Linked DNA regions of Homo sapiens: region 1 is linked to region 2. The links are chromatin contacts, found by Hi-C or POLR2A ChIA-PET in ENCODE. All regions are on one chromosome and are shown on one strand. The core of a region is the stretch at or near the end of the contact, and the rest is flanking DNA. Distances in the headings are between cores, read along the strand shown. Region 1 holds the start of RGS4 (regulator of G protein signaling 4). Region 2 has its middle 35 kb from the start of RGS4.

Region 1 (5,583 bases), core at 1,176-3,675, 34 kb after region 2:
GCGTTTTACAAACACTTTTTTAAAAGTCTTAAAACTCCTAAGAAAGCAAGATTTAATAGTCAAAGAAGTGAGTAAACATGAAATGCCTGAACAGAGTAATGAGCTAAGCACAAAGTTAGAGACATGTTAGTTAATATGTCTTGAAAGCAGCAGCTCCTGCTTTCAAGGAGCAAGAACAAATTGGGCAAGTGAACACTCCTTGAATAAAATGTGTAAAATTAATTTTGGGTTATGTTCTATACTGTGTATAATAGAATGATAAAAATTATTTGACTAGCACTTTGTAGTTTAGAAATATCTCTATTTACACAGTTTACCTTATTTGATAAGACTGTTGAGTGATGGGATAGCATGGTGGACAATCCACATAACTGAGTATCGAGACACCTGTATCTGGACCCAGCTCTGTTAGTAAGAAGCTGTAACCTCAGCAAGTCACTTTCTCTTTCTGGGTCTCTATTTCCTTTTTGGTGAAATGAGAGTGTTAGGCTAGATTGCCTTTGAAGTCCCATTTTGTCTTTAAAGTCCCATCTATTGCAGTGATTTATATTTAACTCATGACAAATCAGGCTTCTCTTATTCTAAGTGCAAGACATAAAACTTTTATTGTGGAATTTCAGGCATCAGTAAATCTTTTTGGGTACTCACTTATGTTCCTGAAATCAATCTATTTGAGTGATCACTCTTTTAGGTGCCCAGGTAAACAAAGAAGGCCATGGTCTTTCTTTGAGTGACCTTCTTTCCCTTTTAATTAGTCTGACCTCTTTAATGTCAGTTCTGACTGATTCATTTCCCTGGTCCATCTTCCTTGGTCTGAGGGCCTTCCTAGTTTCATATTGCACTTCAGTTCCTTCCACACCACCATCAAGGATGGCTGTCAACATTCATTTGTTCTATGTTATAATTCAAGGAAAAGTTGCCCAGTAGCTAATCCAATAAATGCCCTCTTATGGGCGGCTAGAGACTTTTTCCTATAATTTAAATGCATCTTCTGTAGATTATGGTCCCTCCACCACTTTACATTTGTCTGCTGTCTCCTTGCTCTGCTAGTCATGGAACGTGTTGGTAGTGGGGGCAGTGTGGGATGTTCAAGGGCACGTATTGGGTAGGGCCACATATGGGCATTGCTTTGTGCCATTCTTTCTATATTTTTGGTATTTTGCATCTCACTGGAACCCAACTATTTTTCATCTCTTCCACCTAAACTATTTGATGCCTCTGTTTCTTATATATAAAGTATAGCTCACTGTAGCCTATGATCAGGAACCTATCTGCTTTCTAAATGAAAGCTGTTTTGGTCAGATCTAGCAATTAATTCCCTTCTTCCACTTATAGCTTTCCTCTGTAACTCTGGTGTAGGTATTTGGTTTATGGCTATAAGATGTGAAACACCTGAATGATTCTGTCCATGCAGGCATTTCAGTTCATGATATTGTATGTAAAAGATACTGATTGTCTAGGTGTTCAGAAACACCTATAGGGCTTAATATTCTTACAATCAGTTTGAAGGCTGGTGATACGCAAAGCAAACTACATATTTTTCTGCCTGCTCTCTCTCTTTCTCTCTACATCTCTCTTTCTTTATCTTTTGAAATATCAGTTTGGAGACTTAGAATTACATAAGACATAAACCCATTTGATATAAGAATTGCTGTGTATATTTGCTCATCTACTCCCTCCTTTGGTCCTCGAGCTGCCGGTTTAGACTTTTTACAGGACGCAGGCATGTGAAGGAGAAACTGTCAGTGCTAGGCTGAATTCTGTTGTTACCAAGATTTCTAGAAAAGTATTCCTCAGTCAGGTTGATTACAGATATAGCAAATCTATTTTTCCTAGGGTAGTTTCTGTATGCTGCCGGGCTTATAACTGTCTGTCATCCAGCTATTTCTCTCCACCTTCTTGTTTGCATAACAACCAAGGCAACTTCCGCAAATCACTGCGTGGAGACGATGATCCTGCCAGCTCCCTTTTGGAAATCGTGAGGATCAGATCTTGGACCATGTATAATATGATGCTTCTAATCCAAAAGAGGAAAGGCATTGGGAGTCAGCTCCTAAGTAAGCTCCAGAATTCCTGCTGGTACTTTTCCTTCCAGGAAGCAACTTCCTTGATATTTTTTTTTTACAGGCATATGAATAAAAACTATATTTTGCAGCATTGTACACTTTTTTTCCTTTTCTAGAAATTCTAAACCTCTGACATTGGTGGAGACATTGAGTACATTTTTTCCCATATCCCTACTTTTCAGAAGGATTTTCTCTGCTCGTTCACTTAACATTGCTGATGCGTCAGTCTTTTCTTCCTCATCTCTTTCAGGGGCTGGAGAGGCAGAGGGAGACAGAGGAGCTGGTACTGCAGAGCGGTCGTCTGATTGGCTGGACGGTCGTAGCTGGGCTATAAAAGAGACCCCTACAGGCTTAGCAGGAAGACGCTCAGAGGATTCTGACAATATCTTTACCGGAGAAGAGGCAAAGTACGCTCAAAGCCGAAGCCACAGCTCCTCCTGCCGCATTTCTTTCCTGCTTGCGAATTCCAAGCTGTTAAATAAGATGTGCAAAGGGCTTGCAGGTCTGCCGGCTTCTTGCTTGAGGAGGTAAGATTGCTTTCAGCCATTAACCATATTAAACTTTTGGCTAGACTTTCTCAGTTATTTACATGTTGTACTTACTAACCTAGTTCTGTGCAATTAGAAACAGTGTGGTCAGGAGAGCACGACTTTCTAACTTTCCTCCAAGACTAGCTAGATATTGTGACTTAAGACATGTGCTCCCCAAATTTCAGCCCTTATGTGTTGTTTTGTGTGACCTCAGTTTTGAGAACTGTTCTATTCTTTAAGCCAGGTCTAAGAAAGCTAGTTTTAATTAAGAAGCGAGATGAGGTTTGAGGCTATGTACAGTGATCTGTAATATCTCCATCTGTGATTACTACTGCTATTTGAGCATCCCTGGAGTACATAGAAGCCTGGCTCTGGGCTTTCTGATTGTATGCTACAACTTGTTTCAGGAAAGGTACCCCAGAATGAGGTTTGGCTCCATCATCAGAAAGGCACTATGCTTTCCGTGTGGTGGTGCAGTAACTTTCACTCTCTATGTTCTTATAAGCAAATGTTACAATGAGATATGAGTTTTAAAGCCAGATCTTCCTTATCTCTCTGCCCCATCTCTAGTTCTTGAAGTGTCTCATATGAGTTTGGTTGAGAAATATTGATCATTACAAATCAGTTAATAGTTTTGTAGAAGATCTCATCTTAAAGACATTGTTTTGTTAATATACTCCCTTGATTTTTTTAAAAGACCTTACAGACATACAGCTATTCATTTGTTTTTGGTTTGTTCAAAAAAGGTATAAAGAAATGCATTCAGAGAAAGATCATATATTAGCCAGTTGAAAATTAAACACAAAATGAGTGCATATTACATTACTTAATCTTGCAGTCAAAGGTAAAAAGTCAACCTAAAGGTATACTACCTGCTTTCTTATCGCACTGCAAATAGAAATTACCACAAATTTTATTTTGGAAATAATCTCAGAAAACATAATTTTTTATGTACTATTAAAACATTTACTTTCCAAATATTCTGTCATTCAGGAGTATGGAAGTATCGATGGCTTCTTTAAAATGAAGCAGGAGGGTCTGGCAGAGAGTATCTATGAAATAAGTTCCTCTGACCTTCACGCTTAATTTTCTGAATGGAGTGGAGCAAATTACTTCAAGCTTCACTTAACTTGCATATGAAATGAACCGTACAAAAATACAAGAGTGTCAGGAGAAAGTTATGCTCTGGTAAATATTTTGCAAAACAGATAAAAGATAATACTAGAGCTCTGTCCTCAAAGAGTTAAGCAGCTAATCTAAGGAGGTAAACTCTATGTCAGCAGGATGAACTGCTCTTCCCTTTCCTCCTCAATAAATTGCAAATCATCTAGTCCAACATCTTTACCACCAGTGCCTGAGGCTCCAGAGGAGCCATTGCCTTCTCAAGGTCACATAGGTGGTGGGTGAGTTAGGACCAAATCTAGAATTCCTGACTCCAGTAACTTCTGAAGTCATTTTGTTTTTTATTTTTATGGTTTTATTATAAGAATACTTGCTAAGCACACTTACCCCCTGCATTGATTAATAACTCTAGGATCTCAGGTGGATCCAGCACATAGAAATATGAATTCGTTTCTATTTGGACTTCATGATATATTTACATTATCACCTTGGAATCACCCTAACATTCAGGATTGTATCTTGTTATAATCAAAAAGGATGTTGCATCCCCTGAACAGTCATCAGTCAGGGAAGCAGAGGAGGGAAAGTAATCTTGCGAGGAAGAGAAAATACTATTTAAGGGACAGTCAGAGAACATAATGGAATTCAAACTTTCTGGGAAAACCTACATACATAAATGTATTAGTGGCCATCCTAAATGTCTTTATATCTTTGAGGCTTTATTTTCCCTACTCCAAATAGACACATTTAGTTATTCATTTCTTTTAAAATGGTATTTCTCTTTTTAAACTATTTCTTGACTTTTTTAATAAAAAGAGATGCAAGCAAGAGGATATTTAATAAAAAGTAAGAGAGTTGAGCTTAAGGCTTATTAAAAGACCCCCTTTTTCTAGTTAGTCAGGAGCTCTAATGTGCCCTGGCTACCTATTAAATGGTGGCAATAAACTGGAAGCTCAGTGATGACTCTAGCCTGCTTCTCCTAATAGCTGTTAAGCCTCAAATGCCCTTTAGAGTGTGTATGTCCTTTAAAGTAGCTATTAAGAAGGAAAGCAGCAGCAGCAGATATTGTCTAGAAAGAAGCCCCAAGAAGCTGAGGTTTCAGCTTGGGCATTTGTTTTCGCCATCCCATGCTCCATTTCCCTCTGCTGGAACTGTGCACCTCAGTGTATTCTCCCTCTATACCTCACAGCAGGAACTGCTTGCCCCCCCCCCCCCCCCCCAACATACATGGCTGGAACTGAATAGACTTTTACTTTCCCGAGGTGCTTCTACAGTTCCCTCTGCCAGCAGGGGAACAGATGGAAATAGCAATCACCTGCCAGAAGGTGGCGTGCAGCAAGGATGTGCATCTTTTGCCGCTACTGCTTTCTGATTCCTAAAAATTACTCAGAGATCACTCATGTGTTCAGTGATTCAGGTTCTGTTGAAGATACCAAAGATATTCGGTTGGTCAAAATGACGGGCATATAAAGGCTTCTCAGGTTTCTGAGGTAAACTGAAGGGTCAGAATTCCAGTTGTGGATGAAGGAAATGGTGTTATGACTGCCTCAAGGTTTTGTAGCAAGTCATAGGGAACCAAGAGGAATCTTGTTTTCCTCAGAGGTCATGCCAACTCCAACTCCCGTTCCCTAAACTGTCTCTGAGCCATAGACTAGTAATGGACTCTTCAAGCTCTACCATTAGGTATCTTTTAAAGAAAGCTGGTTATTACTATTTATTCATTTTTTTCTCTTCTGTGCAGTGCAAAAGATATGAAACATCGGCTAGGTTTCCTGCTGCAAAAATCTGATTCCTGTGAACACAATTCTTCCCACAACAAGAAGGACAAAGTGGTTATTTGCCAGAGGTAAGAGAAAAGGCCTTGG
Region 2 (5,974 bases), core at 3,311-5,810:
CATGTAGACAATACTTAACTCATAACATTGCTGTAAGGACAAAAATAAAATAAAATAAGATGATCTAGTTGCCATAATTGTGACTATTAATGATAAAGGCTCCATGAAATTCTGCTTTTAAGTAACCTATACAAGTAAGTATTTGACTACAGGATTCTTTTAAAATAACACCTTTTTATACTTTGCATAACTAAAGTTTAATGCTCCATTTTTATATAATACAATTATTACCTTGCTAGCTTCCTAAGCCTCGGTTTTTATAACAGTGAAATGAAATTAGAAAGCCTAGCAGGCTTCTAGAATGTTAAAACTTGGCCTTGTAATTATTTCTTAATTCCATATTTTAGTAATTTCTCTTGTTCAGCCGATGACTAAAAATTTTTTTGAATACAGACAGGAATACAAGTTCCTTATATGCAATGTAGAAAATGTAGAAAAATAAAAAGAATGAAATTTAAATATCGTATATCCACTGTTAACATTTTTATGTACTTTTTATTATTTTTTATATTCCTACATATAAATATATTTTTACAAACATTCATTTGTATACCCTGCTTTCCCCATTCCTTAACAATTTTTCTACAATGTAACAGTCAATAAATGCAAATATTATATCATAAGAATGTAATTTAATCAATCATTTAATTGATTGTTCTCCTACTCTGCTCCTACTTTGGAGCAACTTTCCATTTTTACAAATAAATTCCAGATGTTACCTGGGATAATTTAGATAAGATTTTCTTGACTTCCTCTCCCCATTTTCACATCCTGTGGAAGTTACAAGCTGTTTCTCTATAGTGTTGGACAAATTTCTATGGAGATCACATTCTCATGGCCAGCTCTGGCTCTCTGCTGTTACAGATACCAAGCTAGCTTAATTTCTGGATAACTTTATTCTCTCCCCTCTTTTCACGCCTCCCCCTCTTCATGCCTTTAACACTGGCAAGGAGCTTAGGCCTCTTCTGGGATGCACACACAGACATGGTACACCCCTTCTGTTCCAATGTGTGATAGCAGATCTAGCTGAAGCTATGCTGGAGCTTCTTTAGTGTTCTTCCAGTGGTGTAGTTAAAACTGGCACTAATTTCAAATACATTTGTTTGCTAGATTATATGTCTTTGAATGCGACACCATGGTGAAATGAAGAGGGCCCATGAGGACTGGGTCTCTCTTTAAATTACATTTGAGATAGCCTTTTATAAATACAATTGTTTGGCAAAAGGCTATGATTTTTTTTTTTTTTTGAAATGGTGTTTCACTCTTGTTGCCCAGGCTGGAGTGCAATGGCGTGATCTTGACTCACTGCAACCTCTGCCTCCCGGGTTCAAGTGATTCTCCTGCCTCAGCCTCCCGACTGGCTGGGATTACAGGTGCCTGCCACCATGCCCAGCTAATTATTTTTGTATGTATTTTTTTTTTTTTTAGTAGAGATGGGATTTCACCATGTCGGCCAGGCTGGTCTTGAACTCCTGACCTCAGATGATCCACCCACCTTGGCCTCCCAAAGTGCTGGGATTTCAGGCATGAGCCACCGAGCCCGGCCAGCTATGAATATTTTTATGTCTATGGAAACATATTGCCAAGTTCCTTCCCATAAGTGTTATATTAATTTAGACTCCCACTAGCAGTGTATGAGACTGTCCATCTCACAGGCACTGACTCTTAAAATAAGCTGAAACTCCCACTACTTGTTTCCACACTTAGCCCTGTGAAAGTATTCACAATTCTCACAAGCAGGACTCATATATTTTTCCTTTGTGCACCCACTTCTCTGTGTACATAACTTGTGATAGAACTAATCATGGGGTATCAAAATTATTTGTACATCTAGCTGCTTCTTTAAACCAAATCTCTCAAGGTCAAGGTCAAGTCTTTCTCTCCTCTGTGACCTTAGCACAGAACATAAATGCTGACTGGAACTGGTCAGGTCTTCAGTGCACATTGTTGCTAGACATAGAAACTGATCTGATGAGTGTGAATCAACTACTTCTGAACTCTGAGAAGTACTCAGTCTACTTAAGGCCATTTCGCAGCACAGTTGTACTTTTCCTGTAAGTCCAAACCAGCATTCTCCCAGCCTTCCTGCAATACTTGGACTCACTTGCTTGGCTTTCTACCATTCTCTCTCACACCTACACACAAATCACATGCTGTTTCCTTTGCTTGGAATGTCCTTCCTCCCATTTTCCACATGACAATTTCCCCTTTATCCCTTAAGACTCAATTCAGAATGCACCCCAACATCCCCCAGGAAGAGTTAGTCTTTTTCTTTGCAGTTCAAGGCCTCATTGTTCATACAGCTCTTAGAGTATTTCCATATTATATTGAACTTATTAGTTTAATTGCCTTTCTTTTTCCATAGATGTGTGTTCTTAAAATTATAGGTCACAACTCATCAGTACCTTGAATTAATTTTAGTTATGGCATTCCACATTAAAAGGAAGAACAGAATAGAATACATAGAAAATATCAGAGTACATTTCATAGAGTAAGAATAAATGTTTCATAAAATTTTGAGTGTGTTGTGTGAGTAGGAAGTGTATGGGGCTGCAATACAAAATGTATTTTTTGAGTTTTATTTTTAATTGACAAATAATAATTGTATATATTTATGGGGTACAAGGTGATATTACAATACATGTGTACATTGTGGAATAATCAAATCAGGGTAATTAGCATATGCATCATCTCAAATATTTATCATTTTTTGTGGTGAGAACATTTAAAATTCTCCCTTTCAGCTGTTTCAAAATATTCAACACATTATTAATTATTAACTATATTCACCTTCTTCCTTTGGGTTGTGATTGAATTACTTAAAGGCAACTGCTCTATCTATGAGCTTTAAGGATAGGGATGCTGCCTTATAATCTTTGTATTCCTAGGTTCTTAGATAGAATCAATTCAAAAATTCTTTATGGTACAATGAAAGAATGAATGCAAGACTGAATGAATATACATAACTTGCCTTCAAGCCAGAGAAAGTTTCTTCCTTAAGATCAAAATACCAAGACTGGAGACTATATTTGACTATGCTTTAGTCATAGTTATAGAATGAAGTGCCAGCCAGAGATCCAATCACTTTAGCAAAACCAGTATCTTCAAACACACGACTGATTGGCATCAGCAATTCCATCAAATAACTGACCATTTTATGCTTTAGAATTTCAACTTTCCTATTGGTATTTGGAAAATCTATTAAAACTATATGTGAGAATCCCCAGCCATAGCACTGGACAGCAGCTCACTTAAGAAAGTTGGCTCTCCTGACACCCTGCCTTGGTGCAAATCCTAGCTTTGCTGCTTATTAACTTACCCTCTTTAAGCCTCTGTTATATCATCTCTAAAAGGAAGAAGAGAGTACCTACATCATGAGCCCCAAATGCTTATGTTAATAGTAACCACTCAATAAACGTTAGCTATTAGCGTGTCATAATAGCTAGTTGTGGCAGAGACTACTGATTGCTTGCTTAATATCAGTTCTCTCCTTCATCCTTACTAACAGAATATCATCTATATTTGGGGAAGCATTGTACCTAATTAAAATATTTCTCAGTCTTTGTTTAAAGTTTTTTATTTTTAATTATTATAGATATATACTAGTTGTGCATATTTGTGGGGTACATGTGATGTTTTGATGTGAGCATATAATGGGTAATGATCAAATCAGGGTAATTGGGTGTTGCCCTTTCCTTCTACCTTTCTTTATTCTGCCTGGAATTTGCATATGACGGCTGTAGCTGAAGCTACCATCATGGACCATTAGGCACTCTTGAGCATGAAAGCAATGTGCTAAAAATGGCGGATCAGAAATACAGAAGGAATTTTGAGTCTCTTCTTTTGAAACCAGCTCTGGACTATAATCCTTCAAATTTCTCTTACATGAGAGAAAAATTAAAATCCATCCTGTTTAAGCCACTGTTATTTTATTAAGTACACTGCTGGAACTAATTCTAAGTAATGTAGAACTCATAAATATTGGTGTTTTTTTCAGATTTTAAAACAATTTTAAAGTGAAAAATTTAACACTTAAATTAATACCCATTATGTGAAAGGTACTGAGATATATTTTTTTCTATTTAGCTCTCATAAGATTCTAGAGAGATGAAATTACTATTTTCCTTTATAGATGTTAGGAAAGTTGCAGTTCAGGTATTAAATAACATGAGCAAAAATATGTGACAAGCAGATCAAAGCCAGGTATGCCTAATTCAAAACCTCCTTTCTACCCAATAATAATTGAATATGCCTTAGGGAATACACACAGCTTATTTTCCTACTCAACAGATATCATTGAAAATACAGGGAACACAAATTATTTTTCTACTATAACCAACACAGATGAGTCATAGAATAGGATTTAAAAATCATGTGGATTTAAAGAAAACATGAGACACCAAGTTCAATTTGTAGGGAGGCACATCTAATGTTAGGAATTCTTAGGAAGTAAAAAGTTTGAGACGCACATTTTTCTACCACCTCCTGGGAACATAGGTGGTTGTCTTGACCCTCAAAGTTCCTTGAAAAATAATCAGCCTCCGGAGGTGGGTGGGACATTTCCATGGGTGATTTGCTGCTGAATCATCAGCCCATAATTCACTTACCTCCACTTCCGGCACTATCCTCATCCCTGGAGAATTTGCCTCCTCCTATCCATTTACCCTTCCTTGGCAATAGAAGTATCTTGACCTCAGTGTGGGAAATGCAGCTTCTGAAAAGCCTCAGTTTTGTCAGACAATGAGAGCTGATATTATCATCATTAGTAAGAGAAAGCAATGTGCAGCCTCATGGTTGGTGATGCTTCATCCTCAGATACTTTCTCAGCCTCCTGCCCTTCCTTCCATGGCTCTCTGCCACCTCTCACAGAGGTTTCCCTTTGTTTGATGGAAAGCAGGGGGGCCATTAAAGCCTGCCTTGGGAACATCAATGTGCTGCAGAAAAGCCTTGTTTCTGCCCAGAGGCAGCATGGTATAGAAGACAGAACCTGACTCACCTGTTACTGTGTCTCCTAAAAAGCAAATTACTTTTCAAAGCCAATGTTACAAAGTTACTATTAATTATTTTTATTATAAAAGTAATACATGCTACTATACAAAAATAAAAGTAAAAAGCAAAAAATAAAAAGTAAAAGTTAACCTTGCCCTCAAGGCCATTTCTATCTACTAGAAACATCCACACCCACATCTTACTATTGTCCATAAATTCACAAGTGTATATAAGTATATGCATAAGTGCTTTAGTGGGGAGTCTACTATATATATAATCCTGCCATTTTCTAGTTCACTTAACAATATATTTTGAGCATCTTTCCAAATCAGTCCATTGCCTTTTTCAATAACTTCTGTAACAGTTGTGAACTAGAATATCACAGACTGGGTAACTTATAAAGAACATATATTTATTTCTTACAGTGCTTGAAACTGGAAAGTCAAAGGTTAAGGAGCCCACATCCAGAAAGAGTTTTCTTGCTTTGTCATCCCGTGGTGGGTGGCAGAGGAGTAAGGGAGTGCACACAAGAAAGAGGGGAAAGAGGCTGAACTCATTCTTTTATCAGAAATCCACTCCTGTGATAACTCACCCACTTCCACCACAGTGACATTAACCTACCTATGAGGGCAGAGCCCTCATCCCTAGTCATGTCTTAAAAATCCTGCCTCTCAAGGCTGTTGTCTTGGAGATTAAGTTTCCAACACATGACCTTTGGGGGACACATTCAACCATAGCAGTATCTCATTGTATGGATACACCATAAATTATAAATTCATTTTCCATTGATAGAAACCTAGATTGTTTTCAGTTTGTTTTAAATTCACAAAAATATTTGCCAAATACTTGATAGAGTCAAGTTGTCTTCAACAAATAGCCAAAGAAAAAGAACCCCAAAGGAAAGCATATATTAGTTAAAAAGAAAAGACTCTAAGTGTCCAGCATATGTATTAAAAAGTTACTAAACCTCATGATTCATGAAATA

What was found. A loop is a pair of places that touch in the nucleus more often than their neighbours do. ChIA-PET counts read pairs that join two places held with the same protein, here RNA polymerase II (POLR2A).
Region 1: a loop to region 2 is called in a map of endothelial cell of umbilical vein, with 2.8 times the contacts of the local background. The contact joins the promoter of RGS4 here to the enhancer-like site in region 2. A Hi-C loop is called at or near these places in 1 of 168 maps with a recorded cell type or tissue (endothelial cell of umbilical vein). POLR2A ChIA-PET finds 5 or more read pairs at or near these places in 3 of 52 experiments (AG04449, PC-3 and SK-N-SH).

What each region holds. Positions count from the first base shown.
Region 1 is chr1:163,066,936-163,072,518 of GRCh38, forward strand. RGS4 (regulator of G protein signaling 4) reads left to right here and starts at 2,426. Exons shown (of 5, transcript NM_005613.6): 1 at 2,426-2,593; 2 at 5,460-5,564. The coding sequence starts at 2,550.
Region 2 is chr1:163,031,296-163,037,269 of GRCh38, forward strand. No RefSeq gene overlaps it. Among named protein-coding and RNA genes, the nearest start is that of RGS4, 35 kb to the right of the region's middle. RefSeq lists an enhancer at 4,062-5,261. Within about 2 kb of position 4,561, at least 6 of the 41 ENCODE cell types and tissues checked have a DNase peak (open chromatin) inside an H3K27ac peak, as active enhancers do; they include PC-3 and endothelial cell of umbilical vein, where a contact is called at or near this core.